Linked DNA regions of Homo sapiens: region 2 is linked to region 1. A link is a loop called in an ENCODE intact Hi-C map of the cell type or tissue named here. Cell type or tissue: adrenal gland. All regions are shown on one strand. Each heading gives the region's core, and the rest is flanking DNA. Links, peaks and the distances in the headings are about the cores only. Region 1 overlaps GCFC2 (GC-rich sequence DNA-binding factor 2). Region 2 has its middle 6.0 kb from the start of MRPL19.

Region 1 (9,157 bases), core at 77-8,076:
AGAAGTATGAACTCAGCAACTGCCTACTGTGTAATAGGACCTTTAACTAAATCACATACAAATTACATATTTATGCTTAGTGAATTGAAGGGGCCAGAAATAAACTTTGCTTGAAGTGGATGAATTTTTTTTATAAACAAATTCCATGGCTGTTTCAAGTGCCTAACAAATTTGTATTTTGCTCCAAGCAGAGTACTTGCCATGTGGTAGGGTCTAAAGGCTCCGGCACACACTAGGTAGTTGTTGAGTGTTTGTTGTGTGATTGAATGCATGAAATGCAGCTTCTTCTTATGTTACTTAGACACCATGTCTCAGTCATGCTGTCCTGCAATCCTGCCTAGCCTTGGTGGTCTAGTGTTAAAATAGGGAATTAATCTCTTCTGATCCTTAGAAAAGCTCTGGTGATTATTGAAAAAAATAATAACTATTTAAAAATACACTAATGTTGAAAGATTTCTTTATAACTTTTGTAATTTTCTTTGTAAGTTGGAATCCACAGGTTTAAAAGAGATGCCATGGTTCAAATCTGTAGAAGAATTTATGGATAGCAGTGTGGAAGATTCAAAGAAGGAAAGTAGTTCAGATAAAAAAGTCTTGTCTGCAATCATCAACAAAACAATTATTCCCCGACTTACAGGTACTGCTTCGTAACCTTGGTAAAATTAAATTATTTTCTGACAGAGTATATAAGGTTGTTAATTTCTGTTATATTCACAAAGTTTTTTCATAAGTTTTTAATCTCAAGGAAATGTTATATGTAGTAAAAATCAACAGCTGTCAAATGTAAGGTGGTTAAAAAATTTGTGTTTGTACAGGTGGTTGGCTACCAAACTGCTAATACTCAGATTGATCACTAATCCTCATCTGACGTATCATCAGCAGTTCCAACAGTTGACCCTTCTTTCTTCCTAGAAACACTGTCTTTACTTGGCTACCAAAATACCACACTCTTAGTTTCCTGCCCACCTCTCTGGTCTTTGCTGTCTGCTTGTCACCTCTTTGACTTCCAAGTGCTACAGTATCTCTGGATTCAGGTCACTTACCTTCTCTGTTCTATTTACTTCAGTCACTTAGTATTTAAAGTCAGTTTAGTGTTTGTGGCATTCCCGCTGCTTTTATGGCACTTCAGTCATTTTTTAGCACACTTCCATCCATACTACATGTGTCCTTTTTTCCCCTTAACTTCTCTAATTGTGTTTCTTATCCTTTTCTTTAAAACCATTGCTTCATCTGGGAGTGGTGGTTCATGCCTGTAATCCTGGAACTTTAGGAGGCCAAGGCAGGTAGATCACCTGAGGTCAGGAGTTCAAGACCAGCCTGGCCACCATGGCGAAACCTCGTCTCTACTAAAAATACAAAAAACTAGCTGGGTGTGGTAGCAGGCACCTGTAATCCCAGCTACTCAGGAGGCTGAGGCAGGAGAATTGCTTAAACCTGGGAGGCGAAGGTTGCGGTGAGCCGAGATCGTGCCATTGCACTCCAGCCTGGGTGACAAGAGTGAAACTCCGTCTCAAAAAAAAAAAAAATTGCTTCATTTCACTCACATTTGCCACTAGCAGCTATGAGCACTTAACATTAATGCTTGTGCTTCAGACCTTAGCATGAAGTCTTTTGTTTTACCTGTGTACTTGATAAGGATCCGTTTCACTATGTCACTGAGAAAGAAATTTGACAGCAAAGACTGCAAAACTCTTATTTAATTTTTTGTGTGTTTGTTTTTGAGACAGGGTCTTCCTCTGTCACCCAGACTGGAGTACAGTGGTGTGAACATTGCTCAAGTCAGTCTTGAATTCCTGGGGTCAAGTGATCCTACTGCCTCAGCCTCCCAATTAGCTAGGACTCCAGGCGCGTGCCACCATACCCAGCTAATTTTTAAAAGATTTTTTTAGAGACAGGGTCTTGCTCTGTTGCCCAGGCTAGTCTCAAACTCCTGGCCTCAAGAGACCCTTCCCCTAAGCTTCCCAAAGCACTGGGATTATAGGCATGAGTCACCATGCCCAGCCTAGAAGTTGGAAGCAATTAGCCTTATAATTGCTTCTTAGGCAACTTGATTATAAGATTTTGGCTGGGTGGAGTTGCTCATGCCTGTAATCCCAGCACTTTGCAAGGCCGAGGCAGAAGGATCGCTTGAGCACAGGAGTTCCAGACCAGCCTTGGCAACGAGGTGAAACCCCATCTCTATTTATAAATTTAAAATTTAAAAAAAATAAAAAATAAAAACTTTCAAGATTTTATTTCAATGAAACTTATGGTGCATTTGTGGGGTGTGTTAGAAAGTTACTATTTTTAACTAACTCTACTAATGATAGAATGCATGTGCCTAGTTTAAGCACTCTGCTGAAAAAATCTAAATACTAATGATGAAACAGTCCCACAAATAAGTAGCTTTGTGAGAAATTAACACTGACTGAGTCCAAATAGTGATTGAATTCTACATATATTTCAAAGATAGCACTAACAGAATGTGCTAATGGATTGGTTGTGCAGCAAGAGAGAAAGAGAGGAATCAAGAATGGGTCCATTGAGGAATTGGCCTGAGCAACTGGAAGGACAGAGGTGCCATTTCCTGAAATGAAAAAGTCTGACAGGAGTAAGCTTAATGTGGGGAGCTGTATTAGCATAGCAGCTCAGTTTGGGACATGTTGATTTTGAAGTACCTGTAATCTAAGTGGACATGTCAAGTCAGTTGTTGAATACATGAGTCTTAAAGGGGGAGGTCCAGTCAGAAGGTATAAGTTTGGAATTTATCCACATGACATTTATTGATGGCATTTAATGTATAAAATTGACTTTGAATACCAAGCGAGTGAATATAAACCGAAAAGAGAAGGTAAGTGACCTGAATCCTGAGATACTATAGCACTGGGAAGTCAAAGAGATGACAAGCAGACAGCAAAGACCAGAGAGGTGGGCAGGAAACTAAGAGTGTGGTATTTTGGAAGCCAAGTAAAGACAGTGTTTCTAGGAAGAAAGAAGGGTCAACTGTTGGAATTGTTGATGATAAGTCAGATGAGGATTAGAATCAATCATTGGAGTTTGCTATGTGAATGTCATCTGTGATTTGCTAAGAGCGCATTAGGTAGGCTGATAAGAGATAAGGCCTAATTAAAGGGAAAGCAAGAACAAGTGAGAAGAGAGAAACTGGAGATAGAAGTTTAGATAGTACTTTGAGGAATTTTGTTGTAAAAGATAGGAGGGAAATGGAACAATACTAGAGGAGGAAGTAGGGCTAAGGGGGATTTTTTGTTTGTTTATTATTATACTTTAAGTTCTGGGGTACATGTGCAGAACGTGCAGGTTTGTTACATAGGTGTACACGTGCCATAGTGTTTGCTGCACTCATCAACTTGTCATCTACATTAGGTATTTCTCCTAATGCTATCCCACCCCAGTCCCCTGACCCCCAAAAGGCCCCGGTGTGTGATGTTCCGCTCCCTGTCCATGTGTTCTCATTGTTCAGCTCCCACTTATGAGTGAGAACGTGCAGTGTTTGGTTTTGTGTTCTGGTGTTAGTTTGCTGAGAATGATGGTTTCCAGCTTCATCCATGTCCATGTCCCTGCAAAGGACATAAACTCATCCTGTTTTATGGCTGCATAGTATTCCATGGTGTACATGTGCCACATTTTCTTAATCCAGTCTATCATTGATGGGCATTTGGGTTGGTTCCAAGTCTTTGCTATTGTGAATAGTGCCACAATAAACATACATGTGCATGTGTCTTTATAGCAGCATGAATTTATAATCCTTTGGGTATATACTCAGTAATAGCATGGCTGGGTTAAATGGTATTTCTAGTTCTAGATCCTTGAGCAGTCGCCACACTGTCTTCCACAATGGTTGAACTAGTTTACAGTCCCACCAACAGTGTAAAAGTGTTCTATTTCTCCACATCCTCTCTTTTAATTGTGATGTTAGGATGTCGATTTTAGATCTTTCCTGCTTTCTGTTGTGGGCATTTAGTGCTATAAATTTCCCTCTACACACTGCTTTAAATGTGTCCCAGGGATTCTGGTACGTTGTGTGTTTGTTCTCATGGTTTCAAAGAACATCTTTACTTCTGCCTCCATTTCTTTATTTACCCAGTAGTCATTCAGGAGCAGGCTGTTAAGTTTCCATATAGTTGTGCGGTTTTGAGTGAGTTTCTTAATCTTGAGTTCTAATTTGATTGTACTGTGGTCTGAGAGACTGTTTGTTATGATTTCCATTCTTTTGCATTTGCTGAGGAGTGTTTTACTTCCAATTATGTGGTCAGTTTTAGAATAAGTGTGATGTGGTGCTAAGAAAAATGTATATTCTGTCGATTTGGGGTGGAGAGTTCTATAGATGTCTATTAGGTCTGCTTGGTCCAGAGCTGAGTTCAATTCCTGGATATCTTTGTTAATTTTCTGTTTCATTGATCTGTCTGTTATCGACAGTGGGATGTTAAAGGCTCCCACTATTATTGTGTGGGAGTCTAAGTCTCTTTGTAGGTCTCTAAGAACTTGCTTTATGAATCTGATCTGAGTGCTGCTGTATTGGGTGCGTATTTATTTAGGATGGTTAGCTCTTACTGTTGCACTGATCCCTTCACCATTATGTAATACCCTTCTTTGTCTCTTTTGATCTTTGCTGGCTTAAAGTCTGTTTTATCAGAGACTAGGACTGCAACTCATGCTTTTTTTTCTTTTTTCTTTTTTTTTTTTTTTTTTTTTGCTTTCCATTTACTTGGTAAATATTCCTCCATCCCTTTATTTTGAGCCAGTGTGTGTCTCTTTACATGAGATGGGTCTCCTGAATACAGCACATTGATGGGTCTTGACACTTTATTCAATTTGCCAGTCTGTGTCTTTTAATTGGGGCTTTTAGCCCATTTACTTTTAAAGTTAATATTGTTATGTGTGAATTTGATCCTGTCATTATGATGCTAGCTGGTCATTTTGCTCATTAGTTGACGCAGTTTCTTCATAGCGTTGATGGTCTTTACAATTCGGTATGTTTTTGCAGCGTCTGGTACCAGTTGTACCTTTCCATGTTTAGCGCTTCCTTCAGGAGCTCTTGTAAGGCAGGCCTGGTGGTGACAAAATCTCTCAGCATTTGCTTGTCTGTAAAGGATTTTATTTTTCCTTTGCTTATGAAGCTTAGTTTGGCTGGATATGAAATTCTGGATTGAAAATTCATTTCTTTAAGAATGTTGAATATTGGCCCCCAGTCTCTTGTAGCTTGTAGGGTTTCTGCAGAGAGATCCGCTGTTAGTCTGATGGGCTTCCATTTGTGGGTAACCCAACCTTTCTTTCTGGCTGCCCTTAACTTTTTTTCCTTCATTTCAACCTTGGTGAATCTGACAATTATGTGTCTTGGGGTTGCTCTTCTCGAGGAGTATCTTTGTGGTGTTCTCTGTATTTCCTGAATTTGAATGTTGGCCTGCCTTGCTGTGTTGGGGAAGTTCTTCCGGATAATGTCCTGAAGAGTGTTTTCCAACTTGGTTCCATTCTCCCCATCACTTTCAGGTACACCAATCAAACATAGATTTGGTCTTTTCACATAGTCCCATATTTCTTGGAGGCTTTGTTTGTTTCTTTTCACTTTTTTCTCTAAACTTGTCTTCTCGCTTTATTTCATTGAGGTGATCTTCAGTCTCTGATATCCTTTCTTCCACTTGATCGATTCAGCTATTGATACCTGTGTATGCTTCACGACATTCTCATGCAGTGTTTTTCAGCTTCATCAGGTCATTTGTATTCTTCTCTAAACTGGTTATTTTAGTTAGCAATACCTCTAACCTTTTTTCAAGGTTCTTAGCTTCCTTCCATTGGGTTAGAACATGCTCCTTTAGCTCAGAGGAGTTTGTTATTACCCACCTTCTGAAGCCTACTTCTGTCACTTCGTCAAACTCATTCTCCATCCGGTTTTGTTCCCTTGCTGGTGATGAGTTGTGATTCTTTGAAGAACGGGCATTCTGGTTTTTGGAATTTTCAGCCTTTTTGCACTGGTTTCTCCCCATCTTTGTGGATTTATCTACCTTTGGTCTTTGATGTTGGTGACCTTCAGATGGGGTCTCTTAGGGTACATCCTTTTTGTTGATGCTGATACTATTCTTTTCTGTTTGTTAGTTTTGCTTTTAACAGTCAGGCCCCTCAGCTGTAGGTCTGCTGGAGTTTGCTGGAGGTCCACTCCAGACCCTGTTTGCCTGGGTATCACCAGCGGAGGCTGCAGAACAGCAAAGATTGCTGCTTGTTCCTTCCTCTGGAAGCTTCGTCTCAGAGGGTCATCCGCCAGATGCCAGGCAGAGCTCTCCTCTGTGAGGTGTCTGTCGGCCCCTACTGGGAGGTGTCTCCCAGACAGGATACACAGGGGTCAGGGACCCACTTGAGGAGGCAGTGTGTCCCTTAGCAGAGCTCGAACACTGTGCTGAGAGAACCACTGCTGTCTTCAGAACTGTCAGGCAAGGACGTTTAAGTCTGCTGAAGCTGCGCCCACAGCCACCCCTTTCCCCAGGTGCTCTGTCCATGGAAGATGGGGGTTTTATCTCTAAGTCCCTGACTGGGGCTGCTGGCTTTTTTCAGAGATGCTCTGCCCAGAGAAGAGGAGTCTAGAGAGGCAGTCTGGCCGCAGTGGCCTTGCTGAGCTTCGGTGGGCTCTGCCCAGGTCGAACTTCCCGGTGGCTTTGTTTACACTGTGAGGCATAAACCGGCTACTGAAGCCTCAGCAGTGGCGGACACCCCTCCGCCTACCAAGCTGAAGCATCTCAGGTTGGGCTCAGACTGCTGTGCTGGCAGTGAGAATTTCAAGTCAGTGGATCTTAGCTTGCTGGGCTCCGTGGGGGTGGGACCCACCAAGCCAGACTACTTGGCTCCCTGTCTTCAGCCCCTTTTCCAGGGTGGTGAATGGTTCTGTTTCTCTGGCGTTCCAGGTGCCACTGGGGTATGAAAAAATAAAAATTAAAAAAAAAGCCTGCAGCTAGTTTGATGTCTGCCCAAACAGCCACCCAGTTTTGTGCATGAAACCCACAGCCCTGGTGGGGTAGGCACTGGAGGGAATCTCCTGGTCTGCCGGTTGCGAAGACCGTGGGAAAAACACAGTATCTGGGCTGGAGTGCACTGTTCCTCCTGGCACGGTTTCTCGTGGCATCCCTTAGATAAGGGAGAGAATTCCCCAACCCCTTGTGCTTCCCAGGTGAGGCAACACCCAACCTTGCTTCAGCTCACCCTCTGTGGGCTGCACCCACTGTCCAACCAGGCCCAATGAGATGAACTGGGTACCTCAGTTGGAAATGCAGAAATCACCGGCCTTCTACGTCCATCTCGCTGGGAGCTGTAGACTGGAGCTGTTCCTATTCGGCCATCTTGGCAGCCTCCTTACACTGAGGGGGATTATTTTTAATACAAGATAAATAGTTGTTTGTAGGGTGATGGAAAAAATCTAGTACAAGTGATGTCAATACCAAAGTGGAAGGACAGTGTTCTGGGAACAGGATCTTAGACTAAGCCAAAAGGCTTGGGATCTCATCCACAAAATAAACAGTTTGCCTGAAGTGGTGGGAGTGTGGGTGCCTCATCCATAGGAATAGGAGACAAGTTAGAGCATATCGGCACAGATGTAGGTAGGTGTGTAGATGCTGTGGTAGGAGCTTCATAGTGCTGCTTTTCTGATTGCTTCTATTTTCTTAGCAAATTAGGAAGTAATTAGCTGAAAGAGAATGCAAGGGAGTAGAAAAAATAAAGTAGGAAATAATCATCTAGAAGGAAAAAGTCCATCAACTGAGAGAGAGATAACGGAGAGGGGAGAAGGTATGAAGTAATCATCTAGGTGAGAGGGAGAGTGAATGGACCTGAGAGACAGAGAGAGAGAGAGGCTCACTCAAGTTGTATAGTGATCAAGTTAATGTGTTTGTTTTTCCAGCCACTTTTTATCTGCATGGTTGCAGGCAGAGACTCAGTGACAAGGTGAACTTAACTATAAAGAGCTGTAGTTTAGCCAGAGGAGTTTAACAAAGCCCAAGAAGAACAAGGAAATTGAAGATGTATGCAAATATGTAATGGTAATAATTGGCCATGGAACTTAAACTGAATAAGGAGGGAAGTAGTGTTTGTTAAAGGTCTTGATTATTTGTATATGAAAAGCAAAACAATCTAGTAAATACATTGTGTACCACTGAAATATTTGTTTCAGACTTTGTAGAATTCCTTTGGGATCCTTTGTCAACCTCACAGACAACAAGTTTAATAACACATTGCAGAGTGATTCTTGAAGAACATTCCACTTGTGAAAATGAAGTTAGTAAAAGCAGACAGGTAATAATTTCTAGAGTTGCGAACTCCATGATCTATCTCTAAATCATTATAATTTTCTTACAGATCTTGGTTTATAAAAGATGCAGAAGTGATTATCAGAAAACTGTTTGGGGGAAAACATATTTACTTTTGATTTATAGAAACTAGACTTTTTCTCAGACTGCACTGAGATGAAAAAAAAATTTTTTAAACTGGACTTGGCTATTTTTTATCTTTATAATAATAAGATGAAAGAATATACCTTGATACTTCTCAACACTGTGATAGGAGTGGTAATCATTTTAAATTATAGACATACATGTAAGGACCCAGATTATGACTTTCATTCCTATTAGCTTACTTTTCTCTGTTCAGTGATCTGATTTGTGTTCTCATGGCCCAGGCAGCCATCTTTCAGGATTATGAATATACACTGGCCCTGCAGAGATGAACCGGTATAAATTCATTAGTGCAAATTCATTTCTTCTAAAGGAAGACAACAATACTCATTACCTTTGTTCTTTTGGCAAAAATCCAGTGGCATTGTGGCTTTGCTTGAACAATGGTTTCAAAATTAGACTGACACTTATTGTATTAACTAGTTATTTGTAGTCTACCAAATAATAGTAGTCTCTTTAAGGATTCAAAGTTCAGTAAAACAGATCTTAATCTTACAATGATCTAGAATTGAATTCAGTGAACATAAGACATATTGGGGAACTTTTTAGAGTGATGTTGCTGAGAATCTTCTCACTCTTTCATTGTAGCATTTTTTTTTATTGTTTGTTGATGAGATTGTAGATTCATGCAGTTTTATGAGTAAACCAATTTTAGGTTGAGCTTTAGGAAATTAAGGAGAAATTGACAGACTGGAGAATGCCCGGAGTAGAATGACAGAGGTGGTTGA
Region 2 (9,157 bases), core at 720-8,719, 44 kb after region 1:
AGGAATGGCTTCAGCATCCACTCTCTTGCCTAAGCCAAAAATCTCAGTGCCATTCTTGATTCCTCCCTGTCTCCTCCTGGATGAAGTTCCAAAAACTATGCCTGACACCGTCAAATATCTCAGGAATCCATATACTTTCTCATCCTCCCATCCATATTTCCAATCTAGGTCAACATATTTTCTCTCTTCAGGATCCCTGGAGATCCCTGCAACAGCCTTCTCATTAGTCTTCTTGCCTCTGGTTACCTCCAGTCCTTCACGCAGCAACCAAAAAAAGATGGCTCAGAAATGCATACCCTGTTCTTTCCTTTCCCCAGTTTAAAGCCTTACTGTTTACTTTTGACAGAAGTCAAATGCTCATAAAAGCAACCAACCTCTGCAGCTTGGCCTCTATACTCTGACTTGCCATCCTGAAGAACATGAGCTGTTACATCAGCCTGAGGAACAGGGCCATGTTTTGAGCACAGAATTCAAGATGCTGTGAAGAAAGACAGGGCCTTCTATTTTAACTCTAGCTTCTTTGATTAGAACAAGAATTTATTCTATAAATGACAAGGAATCTCACAACCAAAATTTCAGATGAGCAATATTTTGGCTCTTCTACCTACCCGAAAAAGTAGACTTCAAGCCCTTAAGAGTAAAAGGGAGGAGAGGCAAAGATAATCATGACTGGCAGTGGTGAAGATTTTTCTGTATTAACCATGCCCAGAACACGTGGCCTTCACTCTTGCTGGGATTGGTCCTAAAGGTAGGGGCAGAGAAATAAAAGACAGACCTTCACAGGAGGACAGCAGGATTTACTAGACATTGCCAAGCCACTCCTGCTGCCCTCTCCTCTTCCACAGATGAAGGAATAGTTGTGTAGAGTTTTACAAAATTGGAAGAATGAACCTAAAGAATCTTATCTAATTTTCTCCCGTATTCTTGCTCATCCAACATATATCAGGCCGTTTTGACCTTATCTTAATTTGGAGAACAAGCTGGAGTTTAAATTATTCCAACTTAAGTTGTTATTAAACAACTTCATAGAGCAAAATCAAAGAGCACAGAGCTGGCTCAACCATTTTATGAGCTGATCACAGGAATAGAACTTTAATTATTTACTTCTGTGTTTTACACCCTTGGAAAGGAGATCATGAACATCATTACATAATGTTCAGCCAAGGGAAGAAAGTATTCCAGGCAAACTGGCTGCTTCAGGTTATTGTGACATCAGGATCCTTGTCGGTTTTGCTTGTTATTACATCCTCTATATTTAGTAGAGTATCTGGCACCCAATAAATATTTCTAAGTAAAATTAGATAGATCATTCTGATTGTACTTTAGAAAATGGCTGGGAAGCAGGAAATTATTGAAATATTCCAAAAGAGAGATGGTGCTAACCTGGAACAGAAAAAAAAAAAATGGTTCTTAAAGTGTGAGCCCTTGACTAGCAACATCAGCACAACCAGGGAACGTGTTAAAATTACAAATTCTCAGGTCCCGCCCCCAGACTTACTGAATTTAAAACTCTGGGCACAGAACCCAGTGATCTGTGCTTTAGCAAATCCTCCGGTGATTCTGATAGTTGTTCCAATTTGGGAACAATTGAGGTAGAGGCAATAGAGATAGAAAGTGGTATTTTTTTTTCTGTCTCTCCATCTATTTGTGAGGTAGAGTCAGTAAAAAAAATTTCTGAAATGTACTAACTGGAGTCTTTGAGAGAGGTTCCCATCTCTGCCTTTTCTTCTTCATGGGTAATAGGATAGAGGTATGCCTACCTCATTGGGTTGGTATAAGGATTAAATTGTGATAATGCATAAAGTTTGCAGATAAATGTATAGATCATAATAAAATTCTTTTTTTCCAACTTTACTGAGACATGATTGAAAGATAAAAATTTGTATATATTTAAGGTGTACAACATGATGATTTGATATATGTATGCAATGTGAAATGATTATCACAGTTTAGCTAATTAACATATCCTTCACCTAATTAAAAAAAAAAGCTTTTTGTAAAACTTATTTTAAAGATGCCAGCAAGAGGAAACTATAATCTGATTCATGTATTAACACATCCAAAAAAAGAATCTCCTATTCCTAGAAAACCGTAAAGATGCTACCAAAAGACGCCTAGACCTGATAAACAACTTCAGTAAAGTTTCAGGATACAAAATTAATATGCAAAAATCAGTAGTATGTCTATTCACCAACAGTGTTCAAGCTGAGAACCAAATCAAGAATGCAGTCCCATTTACAATAGCCACCAAAAACATAAAATACCTAGGAATACACCTAATCAAGGAGATGAAATCTCTACAACAAGAACTACAAAACACTGCTGAAATAAATTATAGATGACACAAACAAATGGAAAAACATCCCATGCTCATGGATTGGAAGAATCAATGTCACTAAAATGTCCATATTGCTCAAAGCAATTTACATATTCAACGACATTCCTATTAAATTACTATCATTTTTCACAGAACTAGAAAAAAAAACAATTCTAAAATTCATGTGGAACCAAAAAGAGTCCAAATAGCCAAAGCAATCCTAAGCAAAAAGAGTAAAGCAGGAGGAATGACATGATCTGACTTCACACTATACTACAAGGCTACAGTATCCAAAACAGCATGGTACTGGTACAAAAAGAAACAAACAGACCAATGGAACACAATAGAGAACCTACAAATAAAGCCGCATACCTACAACCAACTAATCTTCAACAGTCTACAAAAATTAGCAGTGGGGAGATGACATCCTATTCGATAAACGGTGCTGGGAAAACTGGCTGACCATATGCCAAAGAATGAAACTAGACCACTACCTCTCACCACATACAAAAATTAACTCCAAATGAGTTAAAGACTTACATGTACGACCTCAAACTACAAAAATCCTAGAATAAAGCCTAGGGCATACTCTTCTGGACATTCACCTAGACATAGAATTTATGATTAAGTATCACAAAGCATAGATGGAGTGGTGAGATTAAGCGTGTTCCCTGCTTTTGCAATTTTTCTAGCTACATTTTCTGTAATAGGTACATTTTGGTTTTACAATGAAAATCAATACACTATTTTAAAAACACAGCTGAGCGTGGTGGCTCACACCTGTAATCCCAGCACTTTGGGAGGCCGAGGCAGGCAGATCACAAGGTCAGGAGTTTGAGACCAGCCTGACCAACATGGTGAAACCCCGTCTCTACTAAAAATACAAAAATTAGCAGGGCATGGTGGCGTACCTGTAATCCCAGCTACTTAGGAGGCTGAGGCAGGAGAATCACTTGAACCTAGGAGGCGGAGGTGGCAGTGAGCCGAGATCGCGCCACTAGCATGCCAGCCTGGGCGACAGAGCAAGACTCCATCTCGAAAAAATAAATAAATTTAAAAAAATAAAATAAAAACACAAATGCACTGACTATGATAGTTCTTACTTCCTTTGCTTCACTCTGAGGGAAGCCAGGTACCTGTTATGAGCTGCCCTATGGAAAGGTCCATATGGCAAGGAACCAATGTCCCCAGCCAACAGCCAGCAAGGCTGCTTCTTGCCACAGGAATGAGCTGGCAAGCAGACCTTCCCTTAGTTGAGCCTTGAGTTGACTATAGCCCCAGCCAACCTCTTGATTGCAGCATTGTGAAAGACCTGGAGTCAAAATCACTCAGCTAAGCCACTTCTGGATTTCTGACCCACAGAACCGTACAATAATAAATGTTTGTTGTTTTAAGCTGCTTAATTTAGGAGCAATTTATTAAATAGTAATAGATAGTGAATAAAGGAGTGTATGTGTGGTGGGGGTGAGCTTATGTGGCAACATGAAGTTCCTTCATCCAGGCAAAATATATACTTCAAGGCCTCACAGATAATATTGACTTTGGAGAATTTGTCATGGCCTTGGGTCTGACTTTTGATTTTGGAAGCCCAGAACCTGATTTTCAGCACAGCATTAAATAGATACATCATTTAGGGCAGACTTACATGAACCAAATTTTTGAAATTGATATGACAAAACTAAATGCTAGTTTATTAACTTATAAGTGAACAAAAAATAATATGCTGACCAGAATACCAGAACATTTATGTCTTTGTGACCACGACTTTCTCTCTCGGAAGGCAAAATTTAATGTCACATATGGAAGGGGTTGCTTGATGAACATGGAACAAAGGGAGTTTAATATAGGTTTCAAGTGTTTATTGGCAACAAGCTAAGTCTCCTATTAGGGAGGATTTCATCAATGGAATCAGAGAACTTGACAACTGTTGTCTACAACTTCCTTCATTTATGTCTGCACCAGAATGGACTCATCAGTGGGCCTGGAAATTCCCCAAATTACTTGGCTAAGGCTCTTTCCTTTTCTGGCTGGGCACTGGCCAACTTCCTTTGCATTTTTCTCTACAAAATGACTAAAAAGATGCATTGATTTCATATTAAGCAGATACCTACAATGACAGAAAATGGTGAGACTAACTCACAGGAAACAGTTATAACAATCAACTTATAATGGGTAGGAGATAATGTAATATATTTGACAATGATTTTCCTCCACGTGGCTGGAAGAAAAAAAATTGTTTCTCAGCTGTGTGGAAAACATTGCACCCTCAGGGCTCTGGAAGGCAGAGTTCCACAGCATGTGTGGTTAGGCTGTCCTCTGGTGGCCACAGCACCACACAGCAACGCTGGACGGTCTAGGTCCCCTCTAGCTTTTCTCTTTTTTCCCTTATTAAAAAGTCTCTCTCTTTCCTTTCTTTTAAAAATTGGGACATCATAGTATATATTTTGGGGATACATGTGATATTTTGATACACTTATACAACCTGTAATGATCATATCAGGGTGGTTGGGATGTCCGTCAACTCAAACATTTACCTTTATGTTGGGAACATTACAATTCTCTTCTAGCCATTTTGAAATATACAGTAAATTATTGTTAACTGTAGTTTCTCCACTGTGCTATTGAATACTAGAACTTATCCCTTCTATATAAATGTATTTTTATACCCCTCAACCAACTTATCTGTGTCTCCCTGCTCCCTCAACACACATACACCCCCCCAGCTTCTGATAACCACCAGTCTATGCACTACCTCGATGAGACCCACCTTTTTAGCTCCCACATATGGTGATAATATGCGATATTTGTACTTCTCTGCCTGGATTATTTTACTTAATATAATAACCTTCAGTTCCATTCATGTTGCTGCAAATGAGATAATTTTATTCTTTTTCATGACTGAATAGAGTTCCATTGTGTATGTATATCACATTTTCTTTATTCATACATCCATTGATGGACACTTAAGCTTATTCTATATCTTGATTATTGTGAATAGTGATGCAATAAACATGGGAGTGCAGATATCTCTTTGATATATTAATCTTTTTTCTTTTGGTTATACACCCAGCAGAAGGATTATGGGATTTTATGATAGTTCTGTTTTTAGTTTGTTGAGGAACCTGCATACTCTTCTCCACAGTGCTGTACCATCCACCAACAGCACTGGGATTCCCTTTTTCTCTGCATCCTCACCAGCATCCATTATTTTTTGTCTTTTTGATAATAAGCATTCTAACTGAGGTGAGATGATATCTCATTGTGGTTTTGGTTTACATTTTTCTGATGAATAGTGATTTTGAGCATTTTTTCATATATTTGTTGGCCATTTGTATATATTCTTTGAGAAATGTCTATGCATGTCTTTTGCCCATTTTAAAATTGGATTATTTGTGGGATGTTTTTTTTTTTTGCTATTGACTTGAGTTCCGATTTTCTCCAATTCTGTAGGTTGTCTGTTCACTTTGTTAATTGTATCCTTTGCTATGCAGAAGCATTTTAGTTTGACGTAATCCCATTTGCCTATATTTGTTTTTATTGCCTGTGCTTTTGAGGTCTTACCCAAAAGATCTTTGCCCAGACCAATGTCCAGTAGTGTTTCCCCCAAATGCTTTCTTCTAGTGGTTTCATAGTTTCAGATCTTACCTATAAGTTGTCAATCCATTTTGAGTTGATTTTTATACATGGTAAAAGATGGGGATCCACTGTAGCTTTTCTACAGAGTCCCTTTAGAGTGTTTCTTTCTACAATTGAATGCCTGGCACTGCCCACCCAAGATGATAAGCTGGAGAAGAAATATTGGAGCATAAATAGAAAGTTTTATGCCATCATATTTTGCTTAGTAACCCAATTCTTACTAAGACTACATCAATACTCAGTTAAGCCTTACCACCACGTTGTAGGCTGTGTTATTCTGGAATGACGAGAAAACTGAGGATTACAGAAGAGCAATGACTTGGCAAAGGTCACACAGTACATGTGTTGGGTGTTCCACATAGTCAGCAGATAAATAACGTGTACCTACTATAAGCTAGTCACAGAAGTGGACAAAGAGAAATAATTTTCTCTGAAGACAACATTATAATACAAAATGATAATTGCTGGGAGGATGTGTGTTCTGTGGACTGCCATAGCACATGGGAATGCATTTTGCCCAGGCAAGGTCAGTTGGGAAAGTTTCTCAGAAGAAAGGAGACTTGAACTGAGTCTTGAGGATATAATACTATATATATATAACCAGGGAAGCCAGAAGAGGTTAAGACTAATCAGAATAAATTAGAGAATGTTTTCCTCCCCTCTCACCCCATGCATGAGACTCCAGTTAGAAGACAGAAGTAGAATACTGTGTTATCCTGGAGTCTTCATTATGTTGGACAACAAGTTTTGTAGAAAGCTGAAGGTTACTGCTTTGAACAATATACATATATTTTTAAACCAGCAGCAAATACTTTAAAAAAGCATTACAGATATCCTTATTACCAAAAGCAGATCCTTATAATTTTCCCTAGATTGTTCCTCCTCCTGGTTCTCAATCTCAAGAAATAGCAAATCGAACTCCCTGACCACCCTTCCAAATGGAGTCTCCTGTTATTCCTGTTTTCTATTTTCATAGTACTTAGCATACATGATAGATATATTTTCAGTGGTTTGTTTGCTGCTTTTTCATTTTCCTCCCCTGCTCAACTGTAAGTCTTAAAAATCAGGAATCCAGCTTGCTTTATTTGTTTGCATATTACCTGAGCAGAAAATGAGAGTGGGAGGTGGGCTGGGTTTAGGGAATGAGGGAATTTGGAAGTCATAATAATGAGTGTAAGCTTCTTCAGGAGGGCACTGAGGAGTGTTCAGATAATTTTTTAAAAAAGAATGACAAGGCCAGGCTTACATCTCAGAAAGTTTCCTGTCACTGCAGAGTGGAGAATGGGCTGGAGCTGCAGCTTATGGAGCTAATTTAAGAGGTAGAGGCAGTGATCCCTGCAAGATGTGACAGTGCTCTCGACTCAGATGCCTGGGGCTGAATGAGAAGTGGTGGTAGAAGTGGGCGCTGAGGACAGGGAATTAACAAGCCCTGGTGATTGACAGGTTATGGGGGAAGCCCCCGGACTCCTTCCTGGGAATTTGGTGGATGGTGGCATTTCTGTGAGATAGAGGATGGGAGAAGGAGCAGATTTGTGGGAACAGGCTGCATGTGTGCTGGAAACATTGAGCTTAGGGTGCATGTCTGTCACATGCAAGGAAAGAAGTCCACTAGAGGGCTGGAAGTGAGCCTGAAGTTGAGGAGACAGACCTGGGCAAGAGGGACAGCAAGTGGAGCCATCTGGATGAGGCCACACAGGAGGGGCTGTGTGTGAGAGAGGAAGGGGTCAGGACAGAGCCCTGGAGAACAGCAACTTCTAAGGGATATGTGGTTGAAATGAGCAGCAGGGATGCAGAGAAGGAGCTGTCTGAAAGAGAGTCAAAGGGAGTCGGGAAGGCAGTAAGCTGATGAGAGTGAGGTGGTAGGAGAGGGCTGGCTGACAGCCAAAGATGTCCTGAGATGCCCAGGCAGAGGAAGCTGAAAACTGGCCTTTGGATATATAATTGTTCCCTTCCACATCACTCTTTGAACTGTATGGGTCCACTTATATGCAAATTTTCTTCTCCCTCTGCCACCCCTGTGACAGCAATACTAACCCCTCCGCTTCCTCCATCTCCTCAGCCTACTCCACATGAAGACGATGAAGATGAAGACTTTTATAGTGATCCATTTCCACTTAATGAATTGTAAATATGTTTTCTCTTATGATTTTCTTAATCACATTGTCTTTTCCCTAGCTTACTTTATTGTAAGAATACCATATATAATACCTATAACATGAAATATGTGTTAATTAACTGTTTATGTTATCAGTAAGGCTATTAGTAAAGTTTTTGGGGAGTCAAAAGTTATACACAGATTTTCTTTTTTTCTTTTTCTTTTTTTTTTTTTTGAGATGGAGTTTCACTTTTGTTGCCCAGGTTGGAGTGCAATGGCACACAATCTCGTCTCACCGCAACCTCCACCTCCCGGGTTCAAGCGATTCTTCTGCCTCAGCCTCCTGAGTAGCTGGGATTACAGGCATGTGTCACCACACCCAGCTAATTTTGTATTTTTTGTAGAGACGGGGTTTCTCCATGTTGGTCAGGCTGGTCTCAAACTGCTGACCTCAGGTGATCTGCCTGCCTCAGCCTCTCAAAGTGCTGGGATTACAGGTGTGAGCCACCGCACCCGTCCTATACACAGACTTTCAACTGTGTGGGAGGGGGTCGGTGTCCCAATCCCCATATTGTTCAAGATCAACTGTAGTGCCAGAGACTTGAATGATATCATTAGTGTGAGGACTGTTTAGTTTTTAGTGTTGGTACTATTTAGTTTCCATTTATTGCCAGTTTTTATGTATTTATTACCTTTACCTTTTAGGGAGGGCACAGGAGTTGAGGAATAAAACATTGAGTATGGATGTTACAGAGTAATTTGCTGAGATAGAGGTTCATTGGTTTTAGCATTCCCCAAGCTGATCCCTAGGCAGGTCTCCTTCAAGTTTCTAAAAATATGAGTTGGTGGGTTCCTCCTTCCTACCCACCTTCTAACCCAAGTCCAGAGCTTATGAGTTTTAGGACTCTGAGAAGATGATGCTTCTCCCTAAGAAGAAACGATAGAGGTCAATGTTTAGAGAAGGCAAGGTTGAAGCCCCTGGACCTAGGAAAATTAGCAGCTTTAGCTGCCATTGAATAATGAGGGATGGGGATGAGGAATGCACAGTGTGTGAACAGAGACCTGTGCCCACTATCAGGCATATGTGAGGCTAGATGGGGAGCTCACTG

What was found. Hi-C counts contacts between places; a loop is a spot of excess contacts. Peaks named below come from ENCODE experiments on the same cell type or tissue, not always from the same donor. Only the 100,000 strongest peaks of a DNase experiment are listed, where the experiment ranks them.
Region 2: it touches region 1 in a loop (2.0-fold over the local background); 56 of 110 quality-filtered maps call a loop at or near these places.

Annotation. Positions count from the first base shown.
Region 1 is chr2:75,679,307-75,688,463 of GRCh38, reverse strand. It overlaps GCFC2 (GC-rich sequence DNA-binding factor 2), which reads left to right. Exons shown (of 17, transcript NM_003203.5): 11 at 487-637; 12 at 8,150-8,271. It overlaps LOC124906025 (a long non-coding RNA gene), which reads right to left. Exons shown (of 2, transcript XR_007087113.1): 1 at 8,612-9,157. Among named protein-coding and RNA genes, the nearest start is that of GCFC2, 27 kb to the left of the region's middle. In adrenal gland, for the core only: no CTCF peak of the experiment used is centred there; no DNase peak of the experiment used is centred there.
Region 2 is chr2:75,636,192-75,645,348 of GRCh38, reverse strand. No RefSeq gene overlaps it. Among named protein-coding and RNA genes, the nearest start is that of MRPL19, 6.0 kb to the left of the region's middle. In adrenal gland, for the core only: a CTCF peak has its summit at 4,640 (motif pointing left); no DNase peak of the experiment used is centred there; H3K27ac peaks cover 771 bases.